Linked DNA regions of Homo sapiens: regions 1, 2, 3, 5, 6 and 7 are each linked to region 4. A link is a contact called in ENCODE Hi-C or POLR2A ChIA-PET data. All regions are on one chromosome and are shown on one strand. The core of a region is the stretch at or near the end of the contact, and the rest is flanking DNA. Distances in the headings are between cores, read along the strand shown. Region 1 holds the start of HEATR6 (HEAT repeat containing 6). Region 2 holds the start of MIR142HG (MIR142 host genes). Region 3 holds the start of RPS6KB1 (ribosomal protein S6 kinase B1). Region 4 holds the start of TRIM37 (tripartite motif containing 37). Region 5 has its middle 4.6 kb from the start of MIR21. Region 6 holds the start of MKS1 (MKS transition zone complex subunit 1). Region 7 holds the start of RNFT1 (ring finger protein, transmembrane 1).

Region 1 (3,320 bases), core at 460-2,959, 970 kb after region 4:
GCCTTGTGGAGGTGACTGTAAAGCAGAATCTGGAATGATTTGAAGGATGAGGAGAAATTTGCCAGATAGGGCATCAAAAAACACTGCAAGCAAAGTGGACAGAGTATGCAAAAACCTGGAGGTGTGAAACACTAGTAGGTGCCTGAAGAACAGCAAGTTTTAAATGGCTGCACACAGGAACAAAAGGGGGAGTAACAGGAGAGAATGGAAGTTTTGTTGCAAAAGTATCCAATTACACAAATACAGCAAAAGTCCCCGACTACTGCCTTAATCTCACTCTGCTTCCTAATGACATACACTATTATTCTGTAGTCAATTCTTTCAGACCTTTTACTTTGCATATATAAACACACATATTTTAAAATCCCTCCTCCAGCTTCATACTGATCTCATTCTGTATGAATTGTCCTGCAACTTGCTTCAACCATTTACCAATACGTATTGAAGACTTTTCCAAAGCAGATTTTAAAGTTTATGAACAATTTTTTTTCCTCCTAAAGAAAAGATCATTCTGGCATTGGAGGAATGACTGGCTTGGAGAGGAGCTAGACAGGAGGCAGGAGATCAGTCAGAGGGGATCAGCGAACAGTCCAGGCATAAGTCGCCTTGCCTGAGGTCTAAGGCACTCGCTATGGGAATAGACAGGAGGGGATGAACTGAGAAATATATATGAGACACATTCTGAAATACCTGAGTTGGTCAGGATCTGGGATGAAGGAGGGAAGAACCAGTGTTTGTGTCTGGTGTGACTTGGTGGATGATGCATGTGTGTTGGAAGGTGGGATGGACTGGGGACGGGAATGCGTGTTTGGAGCTAATGAATTTCATCTTTAGGAACTGTCTAGTTTGAGATGCCTGTGCAAGCAGGCAACTTGCACCACTTCCCTCTTTCCTACGTAGGGCCAGAAGGCCATGGTGTCAACAGTTCAGAGAATTCATTAATTTAAGGCCTGATGTGTGTAAGATTACTCAGAAAGACGGCAGAGGGGAGGAGCTAGTGTGTAGGAACAGAAAACATAGGGGCTTTGTGGCAGAGTTTTGTATACTGTATTTTTACGAGCTTCAGTATTTTCATTAGCAAACAAGCCCTAATACTACGCAAGTTCTAAGATTCCCACGTGGTCCGTGTACCATGTACGCAATAAACAGTAGTAATGCATTTTGTCAACCAAGTGTTCTGGGTGCACAGAGAGGGAGTGAAGGAGGGTGCGGGCGGATGGAAAGTTGGTATCAGAGAGGAAACCCGAGGCATTATCAGAGCAGGAGTCGTCAAGTTGGGTTTTGAATGACTCGAGCGTGCCAAGCACTGCAGGGTCTTCCAAATGGAGAACTAAGAATGTGCCAAGGTTGGAGGGGGCACGCCATCCTGAAACTAAATCATCAGGCGCGAGAGTGGGAAGATCAGGGAAAGGCAGGCAGAGGCCACCAGCTGGGTTCCCGGAGGGGTGGGGCCGGGGCCGGGGCCAGCAGGGCGCGCCGCCTACCTCCGGGGCCACGCCACTGCCCTCGCTGTAGTTCTCGGAGATGAGCTGATCGAAGAGCAGGTGGATCTCGGTGCGGGCGGAGCTGCTGTCATCCGGGCGCAGGGCGCAGAGCCTGGCAGACAAGAGGCGAAACCCATTGCCTCGCTCAGGGATTGCTTCCCGCGGTGCCTCCCGCGGCTGCACGGAAGGCCACGAACCGACAACTTGCACAGCAGCCATCTTTTCTACGGGCGGGGGGGGTGGGTGGGGTGATCCCAGGGAAATACTTCCGGGACATCCTCCCGTTCCGCGCGCTCTAGTTCCGAAAGTACCTTTTTTAGACCGGACTGGGGCTCAGAGGGGTTTCCATGACTACGGGACTCCTCCGACCGGTACCCTGCAGATGCTTGTCAGAAATTGGCTTGGAGGCCGGGCTCGGTGGCTGACGCCTGTAATCCCAGCACTTTGGGAGGCCGAGGCGGGCGGATCACGAGGTCAGAAGATCGAGACCATCCTAGCTAACACGGTGAAACCCCGTCTCTACTAAAAATACAAAAAAAAAAAAAAAAAAAAAATTAGCCGGGAGTGGTGGCGGGCGCCTGTTGTCCCAGCTACTCGGGAGGCTGAGGCAGGAGAATGGCGTGAACCCGGGAGGCAGGGCTTGCAATGAGCCAAGATCGCGCCACTGCACTCCAGCCTGGGCGACAGAGCGAGACTCCGTCTCAGAAAAAAAAAAAAAGAAAGAAATTGGCTTGGAGATTTTTCGCCGGCCACTCCTTCTTGAGCCCTGACTGAAAAGTGAGTTCTCAATTTGTGCTTCCAGAAAGTTTGTCCTCCCAGAGTTTGTTCCTGGACAGGGCTGAAGGTACTCTGTTCCGTACTAGAGTTTCAGATTCGGGCTGGAGTTGGAGAGGGTATGCTGTGGATGGCAGTAGCAGAAACCGCTAGTTCTAAGGCACCCTTCTACTCTTCTAAAATCTTTCCCCAGGCACAAAACCACCCGGAATAAAGGCTACGTTCCCTAGCATTCCTTGCAGTTGGCTGTGGCTCTGTGATTGCAATCTGGTCAGTGGAATATAAGGCAGCTTTCCCTACTTAAGTGACAGCTGGCTGTACTCTTGGTTCCTTTTTCTCCCTTTTTCCCAGTGTGAATCCTCTCATGGATCATGAGGCACCTCGCCCCACTAGAAGAGTAATTTTGGAGTTTAACTGAATCATGTAAAATATAATCTGCCTAAGAGTGACCGGGTTGAAATGAGACACCCCAAGATTTTCTGAAACCTTGAAGTCAAGAAGCTGGAGAATAAAATGGCCATTTAAAAATCTGTGATCACTTTTCAGTCATCCAGGAAGTGAAGGCTTGACTTTCACAGTTGGGCAGATTGGGAAAACCATCTCTAGGGCCTTTGAGTTATGCAAATATAAAGCAAATCCTCACCCTTGGCCCTTAGGGAAAACCTTGAAGTCACCTGAATGTATGTTTTATCCTGAGAACAAAACATTTCTGTTCAGCAGTGAAAATTGGGGGTATGCTTTAGCAGAGGTAGTTTTCTGAAGACTTTGGGCTTGGGGAGAAATGTTAATTTTTTTGTTTGGATTTAGATTCCGTTGTGCTGGTATATTATTTCTTATTCCTAGTCTGTGTACATATGTGCGTTATATATGTGCATGTGTGTGTGTGTATTCGTGTAAAGAAATGTATTCAAGCATTTGTTCAGAGAAGATCAGGAGCTGAAACCTAGTCGTTGGATATTTTAATCTGGGTTCCCTGATAGCAGAGCCTCAGATGAGGTTGATAGGTGAGGGATTTATCCAGAAATGAACAGGGAAGGAAGGAGAATTAATACCAATATGTGC
Region 2 (3,408 bases), core at 891-3,390, 770 kb before region 4:
GCCAGTCATGTCACATGTGTCTGTGTGTGTGTTACTGGCACACTGAATGGGGCCTCTGTGTGTAAATGCATTTGCATCTCAGTGTGTGCTTTGTATATGAGTGTCTGTGCCCTTGTCTAAGATGCTGTGTATGTGCCACAGTGGATTTTGCCCAATTTTTATATGACCTAGGACCCCCTAGACTTTCTTAGATTAAAACTGGATGTAGGCAGCTTTCAGTTTGGGTATGTAGGGGGGCAGGATAGGGCCAGAGCTAGGGTAGAAGGTGAGAGGATGCCTTACATCCCTGCCCCTTTCTGCAGATGGCCCAGGCCCTTCTCTCCTCCGGCTGTGGCCTGGCCAGGCCCAGAGCCCTCTTCTGATCTCATAGGCAGGGCCAAACCCGTATCTTCTGGAGGAGCGACAGAGGTTCTCCCTCCCAGCCCTTCTGTGCGCCCATACTGTCCATGTGCCTGCCGCCCGCATTCAGCTCCCCACCCCAGCAACAGAGTCTCAGACAAAAGAGAAGCACAGTCCAGTCTTTATTAGCATTGGGTCCCTGGTCCCACCACCCATTCCCCTCCACGTACCATCCCTTCCCACCCCTTCCTCGTCCTTGACGCTGCGGCTGCATCAGGGTTCCACATGTCCAGCCCTCCCCGCCCCCAAAGACTGCAGGGCAGCAGAGGAGCTGCTGTGGCCTTTCCCCAGCTGTCCGGAACCAGGAAGGGCAGGAAAGCCATGGAGGCCTTTCAGGCATCTGGGCAGGGTAGGGAGGGGCCGTAAGGTGCTCACCTGTCACACGAGGTCCCCGAGCGCCGAGGAAGATGGTGGCGGGCAGCGGGCGGCAGCAGTGGCGTGATCTCCGAAGCCCACAGTACACTCATCCATAAAGTAGGAAACACTACACCCTCCAGTGCTGTTAGTAGTGCTTTCTACTTTATGGGTGACTGCACTGTCTGTCTGTCCGTCGGCGTGTACTCTTCAGGCTGCCCAGGCCTCCTGACTCCTGCTCCAAGAGCCCCCCAGCCCTCCTTGTGGCTTCCTAAGATCCCCCCAACCCTGCCAGGGCCCCCCGAGGGCCCGCCCTGGGCCTTGTGGGCGGTGACTCAGCATGGCGCCAGACTTGCCTCCTCTACCTCCCTCCCCCACTTCCTCTTCAGTTCCCTCTTCCCTTCCCCCTAAAGGCTCCACCCCATCCCCCCAGTTTCAGAGACACTCAGGTAGAGACTAGGGCCTCTGGAGGCCTCACCTTCAGTTCTGTGAACCCCTGGCTGGCCGCTTCCAGCCACGCTAGCCACCCTCCAGCGTCCAAATGAGGCAGCCACAGCTCCCCTGCCAAGGTCTTGGTCTCCAGTCCACCCCAACCGTGAGGTCCTGACTGCCCAGAGCCTCAGTCCCCACCCTTCAGCCTCCCCACCAGCCCAAGATCCTGACCCCCCAGGGCCTAAGTCCCCAGCCTCCCCAACAGCCCAGGGTCCTGACCCCCCAGGGCCTCAGGCCCTGGCCTCCCCACCAGCCCAAGGTCTTGAACACACCAGGGCCTCAATTCCCAGCCTCCCCACCAGCTCAAGGTCCTGACTCCCCCAGAGCCTCAGTCCCAGCCTCCATAGCAGCCCAAGGTCCTGACCCCCCAGGGCCTCAGTCCCCAGCCACTCCACCAGCCCCAAAGTCCTGACTCCCCAGAGCCTTGATTCTCGGCCTCCCCACCAGCCCAAAGTCCTGACTCCCTCACTGCCCTGCTGTTCCCCTGGCAGGAGCCCAAGGCTATCCCAACAAAAATGGTGGCCATGTTGGGCGGAGGAAGAGGCTGGCGCCCCTTGAGACACTGGTCCCACTTCTCAGCCTCTGCGTACCCTCTGCCATCCCCGCCTTACTCTCCAGCCCTCCTCCTTGGACACCTCTTTCCCCGCCTGGGGTCCCGGAGCCATTTTACCTTCCTTCACTAGAGAGGGTTTCAAGGCGCTTTGCCCTGAGCTTCCCGCATGGGGCTTGCACCCAAGCTCCTCGACACCCCCAACGCGCCTCCACCCAGACCAGCAGCCCAAGCCCCTAGAGGCCCCGAGCTGAGGAGCCCCAGTTGGGGCAGCAGTGAAGGTCCGGATCCTTACCTGAGGCTGCAGGGCGGAGGAGAGCTCGCCCTGTGCTCCAGGCTCCGAAGTGGGGTTCCCTTCAGGGAGGGCAGGGCTTATAACCCCGAGGCCACGTGGGCCAGATCTCAGGGCGCCCAACGGTCTCAGAGCGCGCCCCGCCCCCGCCCGCAGGGGATGAGCGCCCTCCCTCCCTCCCTCCCTGGGGAGGACAGACTGACAGGAAACAGAAGGGGGTGGGCCCGCGGGAGGGCTGGGGACCCTCTCTCATGCCCTGGGCAGGTGGCTTCCGGCCCCAGCTGCCCTTCCCCCCGTGGCACCAGCTCCAAGGGATGGCTCAAGAGCCTGGGACTGACTCAGGGCATTGAGGGTGACCCCAGAAGACCAGGGCTCCTCGACAGGGCCCTCGGTGAGTGCCCAAAACGGGGAGTCCAGAATTCCAGCACAAGAAAAGGACCTTCTCTCTGAGCCCCACCGCTGCTGACCTCAGCCCAGAAAACTCCCTTCCCTTCCCAACACTCAGGCCAGGCCCTGGCTCCTCTGCGTGTGCTCCCGAGGGCCATGGAGGTGCTGATGCATGAAGGGCGTCCATGGAGACTGTTGTCCTCAGCACCCCACAAAGCCACCCCTCCTGCAGCCTCAGCCTGCAGGGCACAGTGCGGGGGACACTCTCAGGCCCGGTGGACTGATGGCACTAGGCTAGGTGTTCACGCTCTCTTTGGGACCTGTGGGGACAAGAGGGCAGGGCAGAGCTGGGTGAGGATCAGGTCCTAAGGTGGGGCACAGGTGCTATGCGGAGAGAAGGGGGCTTGGAGGAGTGGCGGGAAAGAGGCTCGAGGGAAGGTTCTGGCGGCCACCGGATGTGGGCATGGGGCCCACCCACCTGCATGCCACCCCCGATTTCCCCATGGGGAAGGCAGGAAGCTGCCCAGCCCAGGGCCCCTGGCTGGGGGAGGGGAGTAGGGTGTGGGGGTGGGCAGGGGACAGCGTCGGCTGAGCCCAGCCCATACCATCTTCCCCCAGCGTTCTCCAAGCCTCTCCATGGGCTTGGCTCTGGAAGCAAGAGGAATGGGTTTGGGGAGGTAGGAGCGGTAGAGAGAAAACCACCCAGTGACTCCTTCCCAGAAGGCCATGGACCTCTTCTCTGGGTCCTCCGTTTAGGCCCACACAGACCTTAGGGAGCTGTCAGATTCAGGGCCTAGAAGAGGACTGGCATGGGGGCAGTGGGGAGGGAGATGGCCCCACATCCTTCCCTCCAGGAAGGGGGTCCTTCAACCTGGAAAGTTGCCCCATTCCCAGGTCCCTAAAATGGGACAGAGAAAGGGGGAATGGGGCCTTT
Region 3 (3,267 bases), core at 709-3,208, 790 kb after region 4:
TTCTGTCACCCAGGCTAGAGTGCAGTGGCATGTTCTCGGCTTAATGCAACCTCCGCCTCCCAGGTTCAAGCGATTCTCCTGCCTCAGCCTCCCGAGTAGCTGGGATTACAGGCACGTGCCACCACGCCTGGCTAATTTTTGTATTCTTAGTAGAGATGGGGTTTCACCATGTTGGCCAGGTTGGTCTTGAACTCTTGACCTCGTGATCCACCTCCACCTACCTCAGCCTCCCAAAGTGCTGGGATTACAGGCTTGAGCCACCACGCCCGGCCCAAAAAGTCATTTTAAAATGCCACATACGTATATAATATTGGAGATAGAACAGCTGTGTTGTCTAAGGAGCTAGTCATTCAAGGAAGTTCTCATACTCTCTACATGGTTTTGGGATTTGTGATTTACTGTACCTGAATCCATTCATACACAGCTCAATAGTTTCCAAAATCTGATTTGTAATCACTTTTTTCCTAAACATATGTTTAAAACAAAACATTCTCCTCAGTTGAGGAGTGATAAAAGAAAAAAAGAGGCTGGGTGCGTGGCTCACACCTGTAATCCCAGCATTTTGGGAGGCTGAGTTGGGAGAATCACGTGAGCCTGGCTGTTCCAGACCTGGTCAACATGGCAAAACCCTGTTTGTACAAAAAATACAACCATTAGCTTGGCGTGGTGGTGTGCGCCTGCAGTCCCAGCTACTCGGGAGGCTGAGGTGGGAGGATCCCCTGAGCCTGGGAGGTCCAGGCTGCAGTGAGCCAAGATCTTGCCACCGCACTCCAGCCTGGGTGACAAAGTGACATCCTCCTGTCTCCAGAAAAAAAAAAAATTAAAATTAAAAAAATAAAAACAAGACAAAACAAATGCTGATTGAAGAAATTAGTAGTACCACCCTTCACACCACATGAACATGTAGAACACAGAAGTGTGCTCAACATTGTACATTCAATTAACATTAATTTTCTCTCTTCTAAATAATAGCTTACGCTTTCTCCACTAGTCTAGCCTGGTAACTTTAGTAAGACCTGTAAGAAAGATTTTGTGTTTAGCTCAGGTAGGACAGCAAGAAAGATGCAGCTTGGAGAAAGAAAACCAGATGAAATATTAACCGGGCGCAATGGCTCATGCCTGTAATCCCAGTACTTTGGGAGGCCGAGGCGGGAGGATCACCTGAGCCCAGGGATTCCAGACCAGCCTGGGCAACACAGCGAGACCCTGTCTCCATTTGAAAAAGAAAGAAAGCAAAAGAAACATTAGAGCAGTTCCTCATTATTTTTACCTAGGAAAAGACAAGTTTTGATAAAGACTTCACATCAGGTCTATGCAGCACTGGAAATGAGCCGTGGGTTGTGAGACAGACTCTGTGCTTAAAATGTCAAACCGGCAAAGTAGGTTTATTATTATCCTCATTTTACAGATAAGGAAACTGAGGCTCTGAAAGGTTATTGACTTTTCCAAGGCCACAGAACTAGTAAAGAGCAAAGCCAAAAGGTCCCCCGTTCCCCACGGGCCCCAGGAGTTCTCCACACGTAACCCGACTCACCGCCAGACGCCGACCAGCGCTTCTGTCCGGTTCAAACTTCGGACCAACCTACTCACCATGCGCATGCTCACTTTCAAAACGAAAAACTTACTGAGAACAAATGCGCATGTTCCATAAACGGAGAGTTTTGTTGTGTATATATTTTTTCCTATTCAGAAAGATTAATTACGCATGTTCAATTTCAATTTACGAACTTCAGATATGGTACGCATGCTCACTGTCCACCGAACGCTCCAGCTGACAATGCGCATGCTCTAGTCCTCCAAGCGCGACTTCGGCTGGTGTTTTGCGCATGTTTCTGCCAGCGCCTGGATCCTGCCGATAGTTCTGCGCATGTCCACTGCCCACTGTTTGGCTTCACGGAACCCTGTACGCATGCTCCTACGCTGAACTTTAGGAGCCAGTCTAAGGCCTAGGCGCAGACGCACTGAGCCTAAGCAGCCGGTGATGGCGGCAGCGGCTGTGGTGGCTGCGGCGGGTCCGGGCCCATGAGGCGACGAAGGAGGCGGGACGGCTTTTACCCAGCCCCGGACTTCCGAGACAGGGAAGCTGAGGACATGGCAGGAGTGTTTGACATAGACCTGGACCAGCCAGAGGACGCGGGCTCTGAGGATGAGCTGGAGGAGGGGGTGAGGCCCGGGGTCCCCGGGGGCCCGAGGTGACAGGGCCGGGGCGGCGGCGCGGGCTCAGGAAGCGCGGTGTGTCCTAGAGCGTGGAGACCCAGGGGGGCTCCTGAGGAGCTGAGGGTCGCGCGGCCTGAGACAGGGGAGCGGGCGGGGCGGTCATGGCCCTAGGTGTGAGGCCTCTGCGGGGCTCGCAGGTGCAGGTCGCACCCTTAGCCCCAGGTCAGCGCAGCCCCGAGCGATCTGAAGAGGGAAAGAGAACGGGCGCGTGGTCGATTCCTCGAGCTGTTGGACTTGAGTGTGGCGGGGAGCGGGTGGCGTGAGCGTGTGTTGGGGAGACGGGGGCTGCTCTTGCTGGGTGTCCCGTAAGTGCAGGCGAAGTGTGGAGGGTTTCCCTTCGAGTCTAGAATTTCAAGTATTGAATCTTCAGACCTCCCACAACCACCTCTCTTCTCGGCCTGTCGCTTCTCTCCTAGGAAGCGCTCAGCTGTTAGAAGTGACAGCTGAAAACTTCTGTCGGGAGTAGCACTGCCGCTGCTGTTACAGCCACCAGGAGTTTTATTTCGGGAGCAAGGGGGCTCTGCTGCATCTTCCAATCTTCCAGGGTTTGTTTGTTTGCTTTTTTTTTTTTACCCCCTTCCGTGTGACTTTTTAAAATAAGCATTTATAAGGACACACGGCACTTGTAACCTTTCCCCAAGTTGAAGATGTCTGTATTTTTTTCAGAATAATTAATGTAATTTTGAGGTGGAAAAAAAAACCAAAAACCAGTTGACAGCCTTGATTTAGCTTGCCAGAAATAAGTTGCCTGAACAGAGACTTGTGAATGGTGGTATGAGGGCTTTCCTTGCTGTAATTTAGGGTGCTAAATTTAGAATTGTATTTCCTAATGCATAGCTTGGTTTCACCCTGCTGGCTTAGTGGTTTGTTAATCTTTATGGAATAACTTTTTTTTTCCCTAGATAAATTTATCAAAAAATGACAAATTGCACCTGAAGTTCAAAAATGTTGTCATACTAAATCACTGATCCTGGACCAAATGATCATCAGTTGATAACCTCTTGGTAGTTTAGCATCTAAATTCCAATGTCTAGTTGAATACATGGGTTA
Region 4 (3,157 bases), core at 183-2,682:
TTAATCAATTTAGGAAGTAACTGAAAAGTTTTTAACAAGAAAAAGGATACAATTAAACGTATACTTATTGTATTGTATACTTTGTTTTTATATTACTGACATTTACTTTCACTCCATTCTAGAATTAAACCCTCCTAAAACCAAGATAAGTTTACAAAACCTTTATAATACTTTATATGAGGAATTAAGGAGAAAATTACTCATTAATCTCATCATGACTCTGTAGGGCCAGAAAGAACCTGGGAGATGCAGATTCTGTAACCTGCAACGGGGTGGACAATAAGACTACTGAATGACTAGTTTCAAGTGGAATATCCATAACATAGTTACCCCTTACTAAAAAGCAAGGATTTCCTATTTCAGTATCTGAAAGGTTCAAAATTTGATAATGATTACACAATTATGTTCAATAAACAATCTTTTAAAATATATTCCTAGCCTTTACTTACATATCCTACATATCCCAACTATTTTAACTCACAGCTTACAAGAATCAGTTATAAAAAGAAGAGTTTGTTCTGGAAACTACACATGAGATAATATATGCTGATTCAATCTAGGAAGGAAGGGCAGAAGCCTGCAAAATGTGCCACTGAGAGGGAAAGATGACTATCCATTTGGAAGGAGATTTAGATCAGCTCAAGAACTCGCAAGGACTGGTGGCGAGTGGCAGGGTACATCCATCTGATGAATCTGCAGTTTTGGTCGGAAAAGGATGCTGTTTGCAAACACCCGGTGGGGATGAGTACCTGTGCCAAGACATCCTTGAAAACTCCAGGATACGCACCACCTGACTGCGGAACAGTGAGCACAAGACACCCGGAGCGCTGCAGAATGGGCACGGCATCCTTGGTACCGGGCCAGCCCTCTCCACAGCGGCAGGGGCGGGGTAGGGGTGCCCTACTGGAGGGAGGACATGGGCACGACTCCCCGAATAAAAACCGCTCATCGGGTGGGGGCGGGGACTAACCACCACCCTCACAACCCCCTCACCTCCACGCTCTGTTCATCCATTGCCTCCGGCTCTCGGCGGGGCCGCTGGCGACCCGCAGGCTCCGCAGTCTGACCTCTTAGGCGCCGGCCCGAGGTCGCCAGATCAAATCGCCGATAAAAGCCCGGCGCCCACGTCAGGGGGCTCTGACAACCGCCCCACCTGCGCGCCCCATCTCTTCAGGTCCAGCGCCGCCTACCCCCATTTCGCCATTTTTACCGGCGCGCCCGCCCCGAGGCGCAGAAGTAGGGCGAACGGTGGCCGCAGCTCCTTTCTCCCGGCTCAGCCGCCGGCCAGCAGCCGCGCCGGAACCTCGGCCCACGTGACGCGGGCGCGCGCCTATGGAACTGACGGTGGAGTTCAGCGAAGAAGGTGCCGCAGAGAATTCGCAAACACCAACCGTAACCAGAGCAGCTGGGGGCGCGGCGGCGAGAGAAGCTGCGAAGCGCATGCGCGCAGGACGCTGTGGGAGGGGAAAGGAGGGGAGGAGCGTGGAGCGATCGCCTAGTTCCCGCGTTGCGGGGCGCATACGAGACTTGGCGACTCGCTGCCTCAGGGTTGCGTGCCTCCGGCCCTAGCCTGCGCAGGCGGCCTGAGCTTGGGGCTCTGCTACGCCACCCACGCCCACCTTGGCGGAGGGCGGGGCCCCACGGCTCTCAAACTTGCGCGCCAAAGACGGAGCCACCTGGCGTACTGGTGGAAAGCGCAGACTTCAGAGCCACACCCGTAGTTAAGTATTCGGACTCTGAGATTCCAGGGTGGGGCCCAGGCCATCCGCGTTTTCACCCAGCATCGTGTGATTCGGCAGCAGGTGGTCTGTGGCCCGCACTTTGAGAAACCCTGGTGCAGAAGGTTCATGGTTAGTGGTTCTCTCTGGAAGGAACAGTCTAAGGTTTGTAGGACTTGCGTTCCACCTACCAAAGCTAATCGAGTTAGAAGGCTCCAAACTGAGGTGTCATTTCTCATTACGGTGGTGAGAGGACGGGACCACACACTGTGAAGTCTTCGTTCCCACATCCCACACTTCATTCTTGCCGCCTAAGTTGTCGCCGTGGGACTATTGAAAGGGTATCAGCGATATTCATCTTTCCTATAAATGGGATCTGCTTTCTACAGTTTCCTGCCAGATGTGTAAAGATTGCAAGAATTGAAGGTTTGTGAGACAAAGAGGGCATATCAAATTCGTAATTTGAATTTAATTTTTCCTGTATTTATTGCAAACAACTAATTATACTTAACCGACCTAGAGTGCACATGTAGAGAATCACTAATAATCTAGAAATAAGTTCTTGAATATCAGGCATTTAGGCTTATAGGTGGTGGGTAGCAACAATTTTTTTTAACTACTTGGGTCATGAACAAGATATAATTTAGAAAGATTAATCTGAGACTGAAAAATTCTTTCAGTAAGAATTATTTGTGGTCTTTGACCTACATGGAGCTATTTTTACGAAAATGGCCTCAGTTGTACATTTTTAAATGGTTGATGGTTAATATTATGAGAATTTTACTTAAAAGAATTATTTATAGAATGCAGTGCTAGGCCTGGCGTGGTGGCTCACACCTGTAATCCCAGCACTTTGGGAGGCCGAGGCTGGCGAATCACCTGAGGTCGGGAGTTCGAGACCAGCCTGACCAACATGGAGAAACCCCGTCTCTACTAAAAATACAAAATTAGCCGGGCGTGGTGGCGCATGCCTGTAATCCCAGCTACTGGGGAGGCTGAGGCAGAAGAATCGCTCGAACCCAGGAGGCGGAGGTTGCGGTGAGCCGAGATCGCGCCATTGCACTCCAACCTGGGCAACAAGAGTGAAACTCCGTCTCAAAAAAAAAAAAAAAAAAAATGCAATGCTGTACTTGGGATTCAGAGTAATGAGAAGTGGCCCTTGCTCTCAAGGAGCAGTACAGAAGACAAATAAGACAAATTGCAATACTTACATGATAAATAGTTAAGATTCTTGTATGTTTGCCGAAGAACCTAAGAATGTCGAAGGACTTATTGCACCAATTCATAATAGCGAACAATTAGAAACCTGTACAGCTGATTAGAGGCCGTTGGTTGCAAGCAAAAAGGATAACTTGAGCAAAATAAATAATTTAGTTGGCAAGATGCTAAACTCACATCGTTTGCCAAGCCCTGGGGTTTGAGAGCCAACGGTCTGCTCC
Region 5 (3,316 bases), core at 325-2,824, 740 kb after region 4:
AGCCTTGACCTCCCAGGCTCAAGAAATTCTCCTACCTCAGCCTCCCTGGCAAGGACCAGCATGAACCACCATACCTGGGTAATTTTTTAATTTTTTGTAAAGACAGGGTCTCAATATTTTGCCCAGGCCAGTCTTGAATTCCCAGGCTCGAGCGATCCTGCCGTGGCCTCCCAAAGTGCTGGGATGACAGGTGTGAGCCACCATGCTGGGCATTCCCAATGAAAGACTGAGGCCAGGCACAGTGGCTCACGCCTGTCATCCCAGCCTTTTGGGAGGCCAAGACAGGATCACTTGAGGTCAGGAGTTCAAGACCAGCCTGGCCAGCATGGTGAAACCCTATCTCTACTAAAAATACAAAAATTAGCCAGGCGTGGTGGCGTATGCCTGTAATCTCAGCTACTCGGGAAACAGGCAGGAGAGTCACTTGAACCCGGAAGGCAGACGTTGCAGTGACCTGAGATCGTGCCACTGCACTCCAGCCTGGGCAACAGAGCAAGACACCATCTCGCAAAAAAAAAAAAAAAAAAAAAAAAAAAGTGAGCATCTGATACACATGCAAGAATTTCACAACATTGCATTCACTCCTCCAGAAACAAAGATATATTTTAAAATGCTTTCTTAGCATATGTGCTCTGGTTTTCTAGCAGATACTCTGTCAAACTTTTGATAAGTGAAAAATTTACCGAAGAATTTAAAACCAAAAACAGTTTTTTAACTTTCCCACCTGAAAATATTGACCATTTTCTAATTTATTTTCATTATAAAGAATATTGGTTATCATGGTTGCTCATGCCTGTAATTCTAGCACTTTGGTAGGCCAAGGCAGGCAAATCACTCCTGAGCCCAGGAGTTCGAGACCAGCCTGGACAACATAATGAGACCTCCCTACAAAATATTTAAAAGTTAGCCAAGTGTGACAGTATGTGCCTATAGTCCCAGGCTGAGGTGGATCACCTCATTAGTGAGCCGTGATTGTGTCACTGCACTCCAGCCTGAGTGACACAGACCCTGCCTCAAAAAATATATATATAAATACTAAAACATCTGGAAGGAAAGAGGAGAAAAGGGAGTATCAGCTTTTAATACTTGTTACAAGGTCAGTCTAGAAAATACAGTGAGATTTGCTGGGTAAATAGGTTTTGAACCATGAAAAAATTGATGGCATGCAAGATCTTCCTCAATAGACCTAAGAGTCTCATTTCTATTAAAAAATACAAACAACTGCTTCATTTTATTCATAAATAATTTTTTGAGGTGCTACAAAAAATTAAAACTAAGCAGGAGTTTAAAGTTTTTGAAAAGCCAAGTAACATTTTATCTCTAACATTTATTGAATCCTCTCCAGTATTTACACAACGTAAATGAGATACTACACACAAAACCCTTGTGTCTGAAGGTAAATTTATTTATTCTCAAAGACAACAAGAAGAGAAAGCACATCATGTATTTTAAACTTTAGAAGCAACTGAGTCATTAGTGTCTGGTGGACAGGAGCTAGGGATCCTATCCCTTCCCAACAAGGCCAAGAGTTCACCTGAGGTAATGCATTTGCCTTGGGGGCGAGGCCTTGAATTGCAGCAAATAACCTGTGTGTATTTGCATATTTAACCAGTACTCTTAAGAAGGATTATACAAAAACCTGTTCCAGACAGCTGCTTACTCATTGCCTTTAAAATTGCGTGGTGCTGGGATTGGCAGGTGCCAACTGTTTGCTCATTCTCTTTGACCCACTAGCCTTGCAGTTTGCTGTGTGGGTGTTGATACTCCTAAATTAAAGCAGGGAAGGGGTGGTTTTAGATGGCTTTTAACACCTGCTCTCCACCCAAGCACCCTGGATTCATTTGATATCTGGATTCTAATTCTGTAGTCAGGAGACTGGCCCAAACTGTGGCCCAGAGAGAAGTGAGTCAGTTGCAAGTGGCTAGCTGACTCTATGGGAACAGAAATAAAATGCAGCTTAGAGAGTTTGTCAGCCAAATCCACAAATGTGTGGCTTTTTGAAACATTGGACATCTGTTCCTCTTAATTTAAAATAAACTTTTTTTTTTTTTTTTTTTAAGCACAAAGTTGCTTGGCTCCTTGTTTCTTTGTGTCAGCAGCAGTTGCTGCTCTAATTTAGGAACCCTAGGATCTGATTTAGGACATTTGGAATCTTTAAGGCACATTCGATCTAGAAAGTGGAACTGAATTGCTTTGGGAAGGCAAGAGGATGATTTTACAGTATAGGGTTTGTGTGGAAATCCCCTTCAGCAGTAATCAACCCAGGTGTCCAACCTGTTTGTTAACCATTTCCAAATGACTCAGAGGACCTAGAGGGAGGGCTTGAACACACTCCAGCACTGTTTCTACAATTTAGCCTTTATTTGCATTGGAAACCACATTCCTGAATTCTTGAGGGGGCAGGCTCTGGCTTATTCTGGGCAACTGACTTCAAGTGGGACCCCTGAGCTACCTATGTAAGCAAAGAGTCAGCCATCTCTGGAGAGTTACCAGGGAGGAGGATCTTTCTGTGAACTTGCTTTGATGACCTCCACCCAAAGCCCTTTGAGGAACAGTTTTGTTTATTCAAGGAGCCCTTGGCAGGTCACTCCTCCCCTACCACAAATCTAATCCAAATGCGACATTTTCCTTTGAGGCCATCTATCCCTTTTGGGGGACAAAACACATCAGCTTTTCCCTTCAGACCACTTTTGACTGAAGCAGTGATCAACATTGCTTAATTGTGTTCCAGTCTGTTTCCAGCGGGGAAAAAATGCTTTAGGGGAGTGAGGCAGTTAGGGATTTGAAAACAGGGATGGTGCCGCCTGAAGGTGGGGAATGACTTAGATCACTGTCTTCCTTTGGCTCCTCACCATGTTGTGTGGAGGAAACGAAAAGCAGCTCAAGTTCACTCCTCTTGGCAGTAGTGCAGAAGCCTGGCTTGCCACGGCCCTGGAGAACCATGTTTTTCCCAACTTTTTTTTTTTTCTTTTGAGACGGAGTTTCACTCTTGTTGCCGAGGCTGGAGTGCAGTGGCGCAATCTCGGCTCACTGCAGCCTCCGCCTTCCAGGTTCAAAGCGATTCTCCTGCCTCAGCCTCTCAAGTAGCTGGGATTACAGGTGCATGCCACCACACTCGGCTAATTTTTTGTATTTTTTTCAGTAGATACGGGGTTTCATCATGTTGGCCAGGCTGGTCTCGAACTCCTAACCTCAGGTGATCCACCCGCCTCGGCCTCCCAAAGTGCTGGGATTACAAGCATGAACCACCATGCCCAGCCTTTTTTTTTTTTTTTTTTTTTTTTAATACAGAACACAAATTTGAGTGTCATTCTTG
Region 6 (3,514 bases), core at 505-3,004, 890 kb before region 4:
AATGATTTTTTAACAGAACCAAATCTGGCTGAATGCAGTGACTCACGCCTGTAATCCCAACATTTTGGGAGGCTAAGGTGGGAGGATCACTTGGGCCCAGGAATTTGAAACCAGCCTGGACAACATAGCAAGACCTTTTCTCTACTAAAACTTTAAAAAAAAATAAACTGAGTGTGAGTCTGTAGTCCCAGCTAGTTGGGAGGCTGAGGCAGGAGGATGGCTTGAGCCTGGGAGACCAAGGTTTACAGTGAGCTATGATCATACCACTGCACTCCAGCCTGAGCAGAAGAATGAGATTCTGTCTCAAAACAAAACGAAAACAAAAACAAAGAAAACAAATCTAATCTAATACACTCTTGGGTATGCCTTTTTCAGAGACACGTTTCACAACCTGTGAGCCCACACTCTTGCCCAGGAACAGCTCTGAACAGAAAGAGAAACAATAAAAGCAAACAGACTAGTGACCTGACAACAACCACTCTGTCCTCTCCTCCTCATTCTTTTGGTTTCCCAGATAAGGAAAACCACAAGAACACAGTTGATCTATACATGCACATCATATGCAGATTTTGCAAGCAGTCTCCAGTTTAAAAATTGTTTTTAAAAGTGTTTATATGTGTATTTAGGGTTTGGGGCACGTTTTCTCTTTTAAAAATGCCACAAATAGGACGGGCGCGGTGGCTCACGCCTGTAATCCCAGCACTTTGGGAGGCCAAGGCGGGCGGATCACGAGGTCAGGAGATCGAGACAATCCTGGCTAACACGGTGAAACCCCGCCTCTACTGAAAATACAAAAAATTAGCCGGGCGTGGTGGCGGGCGCCTGTAGTCCCAGCTACTCGGGAGGCTGAGGCAGGAGAATCGCGTGAACCCGGGAGGCGGAGCTTGCAGTGAGCGGAGATAGCGACACTGCACTTCAGCCTGGGGGAAAGAGCAAGACTCCGTCTCAAAAAAAAAAAAAAAAAAAAAAAAAAAAAAAAAGCCACAAATAGAATGTAGGTTGCCGGGCAACTCTATAACATATCAGAAGTATAGTATTTGTTATCTCACTACATTTGGCCACAATTCTGATTAGTATCATAATTAGTATTAGATGGCACATCACCACCGTAACACCCACTGGCAGTTGGCTGAGGCCTAAAAGTGGCCAAGTCTATGAGGTCCTTCCCGAGCTCGGCAGCAGGCTGATAATGAAGAAAGTTGCTTGATGTGATTCTTTGCAGGTGGACTCTGTCAAGAAAAGCCCAAAATATTCGTTACCAGACACGCAACCAGGAGATGAACACAAAGCAAGGATGGGGGAAACAAAACAGAGGAGGTAGGGTTGCCAAGGTGTGCTGGGTGCAGACAACGGAGAGGAGGTGGGTGGGTGCGCCGTCCTATGGGGAAGAATGAAGGGGAGAGGGTGTACTGGGGGCACAGGGCTTTGAGAAACTGGGAGCAACAAAGACGTGAATGGACTTGGGTAGGTCTGTAAGGGGTTCTTAGAGGCTGTGAGTGGATGGGGGTACGGATAGTGAAAGAAGTGGGGAGCCCGGAGAAGTGGTCGGGATTGTAAGCAGAAAGTGGGGACCTCAGAACACCGAGCTCAGGTTGGAATGATCTAAGGACACAAAAGCATGGGGCCTCGGGGCTGGGGCGGTGCGACTACCGGAGGCGCAAGTTGCGCACGGGGTCCCGGGAGCGATACACTGCCTCCCCGGTGTCAGTGCTCCAGACGGTCTCCGCCATGACAGCTGCGACGCGCCGCGACTGCGCCGGAAAGCGCGCCGCTCTGTTTTCCTGGCAACGGAGACGCTGGATCGGGAGGCGACGGAGGTGCTGCGCGCGCAACCCGCCGTTCCCGTCACGGCGCCACGGTCGCAGTTGGCCACACAGTGCAAGTGCAGCCCAAGCCGAACGCCCAAGAGGGCTCCGGGGTCCTACCGATCACCGCTTACCATGTATGCGATAAAAGCTCACCGAAAGCGGGACCTCGTGCGCTGTGCAAATGAGGAAACTGGCACAGCCATCAGCCCACTTCATATAGACAGATAGATGCAGAAATGATGACGGGGACCAGGTGGCCTGAGTCTTCGCCCTCTACCTTTTCCACCATGCCACACTGCCTTCCACCCAACGCGTGAAAACTTTGGCCTGAAAATCGGGTGATGTGACTGTAAGAAATGCACCCATTATTCCCAAAGGAGTCAGGGAAGGTGATGGCCCTTAGCCAGACAAGAAAATATATTCTTGGAAGACAAAAAAAGTGTCAGAAGATTTATTAGTCTTTGTGTTGATATTCACTGAGCAAAGAAAGAAAAAACAAGGAAGTCAACAGTAAGGAAGGAAACGATGTTATTATTGAACTGATTCTTACCTTGTGTATGTTAGTTTTGGATCATTAAGCCACTTTGTTACTGCACTGGCTTCCTGAAAAGCCAAAAAAGTGACATTCACAAGTCATGCTTCGTTGTACTAGCAAAGGAAGGACATGCTGTAACCTCACGTCTGGCGTCCCGGCACTTTGGGAATGTCAACATTTATCAGCCTTGTTCACATCTAGTCCTCCTCCAACAAAGTAAGCAATTGTCCCCTGAACTCGGGAATCTCATGCCAGTTTGATGATTTGGCATTGGAAGCTCTGGGTGCCATAGCCACTAGTTGTGTAACACCGACTCACCATAAATAGCACCATTTATTTAGGATCTAGTGCAGCTTGAGCACTTTTGTTTGCATTGTCCCAAATCCTTGTAGAAGCCTCTCAAAAAGGTACTTTTATTCACTTTAAAAATGAAGTTCGTGAAGGCCAGGGTTTAAAGGACTTGCTAGCTTGCAAGTGGTAAAAGTACTGGGATTCTAGCCCAAGTTCTTCTGTCTTTTGAAGCCTAACCACCTTCCAGTTTGCCTCACAGCCTCTCACCTACCAATTTATTCCATAAACGCACACATTTCCAACCTGGGAAATAATAATTTTTTTTTTTTTTTTTTTGAGACGGAGTCTCGCTCTGTCGCCCAGGCTGGAGTGCAGTGGCGGGATCTCGGCTCACTGCAAGCTCCGCCTCCCGGGTTCACGCCATTCTCCTGCCTCAGCCTCCCAAGTAGCCGGGACTACAGGCGCCCGCCACTACGCCCGGCTAATTTTTTGTATTTTTAGTAGAGACGGGGTTTCACCGTTTTAGCCGGGATGGTCTCGATCTCCTGACCTCGTGATCCGCCCGCCTCGGCCTCCCAAAGTGCTGGGATTACAGGCGTGAGCCACCGCGCCCGGCCGGAAATAATTTTAACATAAAACAAAAGGCACCTTTCTAGCTCCTAAGAAATTGTCTCTCCAATGTTTCCTTTTAAAATTGTGAGTAGGCAATCTGTGCCACATGCACAACAGCTGATAAAGTGGAGCCTGATTCTAGTTTAATTTTATAACCAAATCTAACTTATAACAAAGTTAATCTGACATAATTATATGCAAAATAGTTTCTATACCACGTTATGGAAATATAAGCTATTTGTGTAAGCAACCATAATTAGTATTATTT
Region 7 (3,234 bases), core at 724-3,223, 860 kb after region 4:
ATGAAAGAAAATTAACTGAATTTAGGAATGAAAACAAGTCAATGTTTTATTATGTCCTACCTGTTATATGCTGCATAACAAGTTTGACGCTCAGAATCAAAATATATGGAAGACTTTTTTGCAGCCACTTGAAGAGATAGCGGAATTCTGAGAAGGAGCTACTACCATGATCTCCAGATTCTGCGGCAGTATCATCAGTCAGCCTTGCTTCACTGTGGGAGTGACCCCGTAAGCGACTGTGTACACATCCATGGGCACAGCTATGGACACCTGACCTTATATTTCTGGAGCTTGCATTTTCTGCACATTCTTTAGGTATGGAGTTTATCTGGATATGAACATCTCCAGAATGAGGGCAAGAACCCTCTCCTGTCAATCTTGTGTGGACACACTGAGGGGTTGAGGCATCCTCACTGCTTCCAGTTCCTGGAGGACTGTGCAGTTGGCTACGATTGGCTTGCATGGCCCTTAAATACTTTTTCTCTGACCCAGATGTCTTTGCTTCAGGCCTCTGTCTCCTAAAAAATCAAATAAAAGATATTCTAAGTAAACAGGCAGTTAAATACCAGCAGTATATTCCTCACTGGGTATCCTTTATTCACTAAAGGAGTAGCAAATAATCACAACAGATGAATTTTCAGGTTATTTATCACTGGACTCCTCCCTTCTCCCTTAATGCCAAGGCTCTGCTGCCCTACACAAATGATCTTTTAGGGAACATTTGCACCAAAAAAAAAAAAGTTGAGCTGCAAATGCTTCCAGTTCTCTAATGGCAGAAGGCATCCGCAAAACAGTCATGAAGTATGGGTACCCAGCAGATGTTAATGAGCACCAGTCCTCACTGGGTACTCTGGTACATTTACTTTTCCCAAATGGTGCAGTTTCATCTCTGATGTAGATTCTACATCAAAGAAGTTTCATAAGGAAGAGTGAGCCAGTATTTTTTAATGGTTGGAAATGTTAGGAAAAAAAACAACATTAAATCTTAATGCCTTATTATCATCATAGGTAACTAATAATAAACACTGCACTTAGGTGACCTACAAATTAGATTTTCTGCTCAAGCAGCTTTCCCAAAGCTCATAAAGTTTCCAATAATTAATGGTGCCACCAATAATATTACCTCCCCGCGCAAAAGAATGTTACCTAAATACATTTAAAGCATAGATACTTTGGAGAGTCACCACGTAATTGCTAGGTAACTCTTTAGTCTGAATAAGCAGTTACACAGTCCGCCCAATAAAATGCCACCGTCGGTGGTGTGTGTATTACGGAGGGAGGGGTGTGAGGAAAGAGGACTCTAGCAGAGAAAGATCTCTCTAATAAATGATCCAGTGTGGACCTCCTAGAAACAGAAGAACAGAGTCGGAATCCCAGCTGACAAAACGCAGAGGCTATCCCACACTGCCGTGCTTTTCCCGTTTGTCTAGGAGGAGGCTAGAGTTAACGTCAGGGAATGTTCTGTGTCATTCTATTTCACTCCCAGGACTGAACAGTGGTGCAGTCACCGTGTCTGGCGGTTTGGGTTTCAGTGCTTTTCACTAAAGGCTTTCACCGAGGCCCCGACGCCACGGGTGTTATTTCGTCAAAACTGAAGAGCGACGTTGGACAGCAGGCTTTCAGTGTCTTTTCTATAAATAACATAGAACCCTCCCACTTTCCTTCATGCACAGACAAGAAAGAGGAGAAAAAAGGGAAGAAAATTCAACACAACTCTTCCGGAATCTCCGAGGGCAGAGTTCTCCACCCACGTCCGAGCCTCGAGTGCCTATTCTCCCCAGAGCCCCCTGCGCCGCGGCCCCTCGCCGCCTCCTCCTCTGCCCGCTTCCCCCAGGCCTAACCTCTCATGACCAGAAGCGGACGGAGGTGTCGGGAGCGACAGCAAGAACAGCGGCATACACCGCCTCCAGCCCTTCAGTCGGGGCCATCAACCGCAAACCCCGCAAGCTCTTCTCTCAGCCCGGCGGCAACGGCGGCGGCGCGCGCGCTCCCCGGACGTTCTCACGCGCGCGCGCGCGCCCTGCCCCGGCTCCACCTCCTAGCCCCGCCCCCGCACCGCGCCGAGTGGAGAGCTCACGGCTGCCGGGGTGTTTTGGCAGCGAGAACAAGCGAGCTGCGCCTGAGAACGGCCTTCAGGCCTGGCGCTAAATAATAAGTCGTTGTTATGTGTTATGTATTTATGTGGCATCCACCACACGCCTCCGAGATCCTGGGCGTTTTGAGGTTAAAAATGTTCAGGCTTGGAGAACCTACCCCTGGAGGAGTGTTAGGGTTTCCGGGCTCGGATGTCCGCGAGCTTGACGCCTGACCTAGTTGTGTCTGTCTGGGCGGTGACGTTTGGTCTGAGCTGACCTTTCCTCACAATCGTGAATTTGGGCTGTGAGGATCAGGCCTTGTCAGAACCCGAGATGAGAGGAGAGAGGTGCGGAGAGTCTGCGTGGGGTGGAAGTAGAAGTTAGAGTTGAAAAACCTGTCTTGCGTGGGGTATAGAGGACCCTACTGCCCTCAAAATAATTATGTTAATCTAAAACTGTTCTAAAATTAAAAGGTTATTAAGAAAACGAAGTTTAGGTCGGGCGCAGTGGCTCACACCTGTAATCCCAGTATTTTGGGAGGCCGAGGCGGGCGGGTCACTTGAGCTCAGGAGGTAGAGACCAGCCTGGCCAACATGGTGAAACCCGTCTCTATTAAAACTACAAAAATTAGCCGGGGGCGTTGGCTCACACTTGTAATCCCCGCTACAGATACTCGGGAAGCTGAGGCATACGAGAATCACTTGAACCCGGGAGGTGGAGTTTGTAGTGAGCCAAGATCGTGCCACTGCACTCCAGCCTGGGCAACAGAGTGAGTGAGACTCGGTCTCAAAAAATAAATAAATAAAATAAATTCTGTTAATCTAAAACTGTTCTAAAATTAAAAGGTCATTAAGAAAACGAAGCTGAGGAGGGGAGTGGTAGCTCACACCTGTAATCCCAGCACTTTGGGAGGCCAAGGCGGGTGGATCACAAGGTCAAGAGATCGTGGCCACATCCTGGCCAATATGGTGAAACCCCGTCTCTACTAAAAATACAAAAATTAGCCGGGTGTGGTGGTGCGTGCCTGTAATCTCAGCTACTCGGGAAGCTGAGGCAGGAGAATCGCTTGAACCCGGGAGGCGGAGGTTGCAGTGAGCCGGGATTAGCCACTGCACTCCAGCCTGGCAACAGAGCGACACTCCGTCTAAAAAAAAAAAGG

The links. A loop is a pair of places that touch in the nucleus more often than their neighbours do. ChIA-PET counts read pairs that join two places held with the same protein, here RNA polymerase II (POLR2A). Pooled maps may share reads with other maps.
Region 1: a loop to region 4 is called in a pooled map, with 19 times the contacts of the local background. The contact joins the promoter of HEATR6 here to the promoter of TRIM37 in region 4. A Hi-C loop is called at or near these places in 1 of 37 single-sample maps with no recorded cell type and 8 of 50 pooled maps. POLR2A ChIA-PET finds 5 or more read pairs at or near these places in 2 of 52 experiments (HepG2 and activated CD4-positive, alpha-beta T cell).
Region 2: a map of CD8-positive, alpha-beta T cell shows a loop between it and region 4 (8-fold over the local background). The contact joins the promoter of MIR142HG here to the promoter of TRIM37 in region 4. A Hi-C loop is called at or near these places in 3 of 168 maps with a recorded cell type or tissue (CD4-positive, alpha-beta T cell, CD8-positive, alpha-beta T cell and naive thymus-derived CD4-positive, alpha-beta T cell), 8 of 37 single-sample maps with no recorded cell type and 15 of 50 pooled maps. POLR2A ChIA-PET finds 5 or more read pairs at or near these places in 5 of 52 experiments (B cell, CD4-positive, alpha-beta T cell, H1 and 2 more).
Region 3: a loop to region 4 is called in a map of CD8-positive, alpha-beta T cell, with 20 times the contacts of the local background. The contact joins the promoter of RPS6KB1 here to the promoter of TRIM37 in region 4. A Hi-C loop is called at or near these places in 4 of 168 maps with a recorded cell type or tissue (CD4-positive, alpha-beta T cell, CD8-positive, alpha-beta T cell and naive thymus-derived CD4-positive, alpha-beta T cell), 1 of 37 single-sample maps with no recorded cell type and 10 of 50 pooled maps. POLR2A ChIA-PET finds 5 or more read pairs at or near these places in 2 of 52 experiments (OCI-LY7 and activated CD4-positive, alpha-beta T cell).
Region 5: a map with no recorded cell type shows a loop between it and region 4 (5-fold over the local background). The contact joins the enhancer-like site here to the promoter of TRIM37 in region 4. A Hi-C loop is called at or near these places in 1 of 37 single-sample maps with no recorded cell type and 7 of 50 pooled maps. POLR2A ChIA-PET finds 5 or more read pairs at or near these places in 2 of 52 experiments (A673 and PC-9).
Region 6: a map of CD8-positive, alpha-beta T cell shows a loop between it and region 4 (15-fold over the local background). The contact joins the promoter of MKS1 here to the promoter of TRIM37 in region 4. A Hi-C loop is called at or near these places in 3 of 168 maps with a recorded cell type or tissue (CD4-positive, alpha-beta T cell, CD8-positive, alpha-beta T cell and naive thymus-derived CD4-positive, alpha-beta T cell) and 13 of 50 pooled maps. POLR2A ChIA-PET finds 5 or more read pairs at or near these places in 2 of 52 experiments (PC-3 and activated naive CD4-positive, alpha-beta T cell).
Region 7: a map of CD4-positive, alpha-beta T cell shows a loop between it and region 4 (3-fold over the local background). The contact joins the promoter of RNFT1 here to the promoter of TRIM37 in region 4. A Hi-C loop is called at or near these places in 2 of 168 maps with a recorded cell type or tissue (CD4-positive, alpha-beta T cell and naive thymus-derived CD4-positive, alpha-beta T cell) and 9 of 50 pooled maps. POLR2A ChIA-PET finds 5 or more read pairs at or near these places in 1 of 52 experiments (PC-9).

What each region holds. Positions count from the first base shown.
Region 1 is chr17:60,077,212-60,080,531 of GRCh38, forward strand. HEATR6 (HEAT repeat containing 6) reads right to left here and starts at 1,710. Exons shown (of 20, transcript NM_022070.5): 1 at 1,485-1,710. The coding sequence starts at 1,703. HEATR6-DT (HEATR6 divergent transcript) reads left to right here and starts at 2,098. Exons shown (of 2, transcript NR_135648.1): 1 at 2,098-2,261. RefSeq lists a silencer at 1,367-1,496.
Region 2 is chr17:58,330,380-58,333,787 of GRCh38, forward strand. It overlaps MIR142HG (MIR142 host genes), which reads right to left and starts at 2,141. Exons shown (of 1, transcript NR_186557.1): 1 at 509-2,141. All of the region lies in intron 2 of TSPOAP1-AS1 (TSPOAP1, SUPT4H1 and RNF43 antisense RNA 1), which reads left to right. MIR142 (microRNA 142) reads right to left here and starts at 939; the gene lies at 853-939. RefSeq lists enhancers at 1,029-1,168, 1,969-2,038, 2,539-2,608, 3,199-3,288 and a silencer at 2,149-2,458.
Region 3 is chr17:59,891,163-59,894,429 of GRCh38, forward strand. RPS6KB1 (ribosomal protein S6 kinase B1) reads left to right here and starts at 1,959. Exons shown (of 15, transcript NM_003161.4): 1 at 1,959-2,163. The coding sequence starts at 2,023. It overlaps TUBD1 (tubulin delta 1), which reads right to left and starts at 1,781. Exons shown (of 9, transcript NM_016261.4): 1 at 1,535-1,781. RefSeq lists an enhancer at 1,707-1,986 and a silencer at 2,177-2,376.
Region 4 is chr17:59,105,448-59,108,604 of GRCh38, forward strand. TRIM37 (tripartite motif containing 37) reads right to left here and starts at 1,433. Exons shown (of 24, transcript NM_015294.6): 1 at 994-1,433. The coding sequence starts at 1,014. LOC124904039 (a long non-coding RNA gene) reads left to right here and starts at 1,649. Exons shown (of 2, transcript XR_007065864.1): 1 at 1,649-2,144. RefSeq lists enhancers at 521-1,180, 837-886, 1,097-1,226, 1,181-1,840, 1,317-1,416 and 2 more and a silencer at 1,547-1,656.
Region 5 is chr17:59,844,162-59,847,477 of GRCh38, forward strand. It overlaps the pseudogene RNU6-450P. Among named protein-coding and RNA genes, the nearest start is that of MIR21, 4.6 kb to the left of the region's middle. RefSeq lists an enhancer at 2,378-3,316. Within about 2 kb of position 1,575, at least 36 of the 41 ENCODE cell types and tissues checked have a DNase peak (open chromatin) inside an H3K27ac peak, as active enhancers do; they include PC-9, where a contact is called at or near this core.
Region 6 is chr17:58,217,501-58,221,014 of GRCh38, forward strand. MKS1 (MKS transition zone complex subunit 1) reads right to left here and starts at 1,755. Exons shown (of 18, transcript NM_017777.4): 1 at 1,651-1,755; 2 at 1,120-1,229. The coding sequence starts at 1,730. LOC105371841 (a long non-coding RNA gene) reads left to right here and starts at 1,814. Exons shown (of 2, transcript XR_934884.4): 1 at 1,814-2,559. RefSeq lists an enhancer at 1,583-1,862.
Region 7 is chr17:59,962,767-59,966,000 of GRCh38, forward strand. RNFT1 (ring finger protein, transmembrane 1) reads right to left here and starts at 1,974. Exons shown (of 9, transcript NM_016125.4): 1 at 1,842-1,974; 2 at 61-518. The coding sequence starts at 1,897. RNFT1-DT (RNFT1 divergent transcript) reads left to right here and starts at 2,330. Exons shown (of 4, transcript NR_110815.1): 1 at 2,330-2,422. It also overlaps the pseudogene TBC1D3P1-DHX40P1. RefSeq lists a silencer at 1,915-2,044 and an enhancer at 2,075-2,344.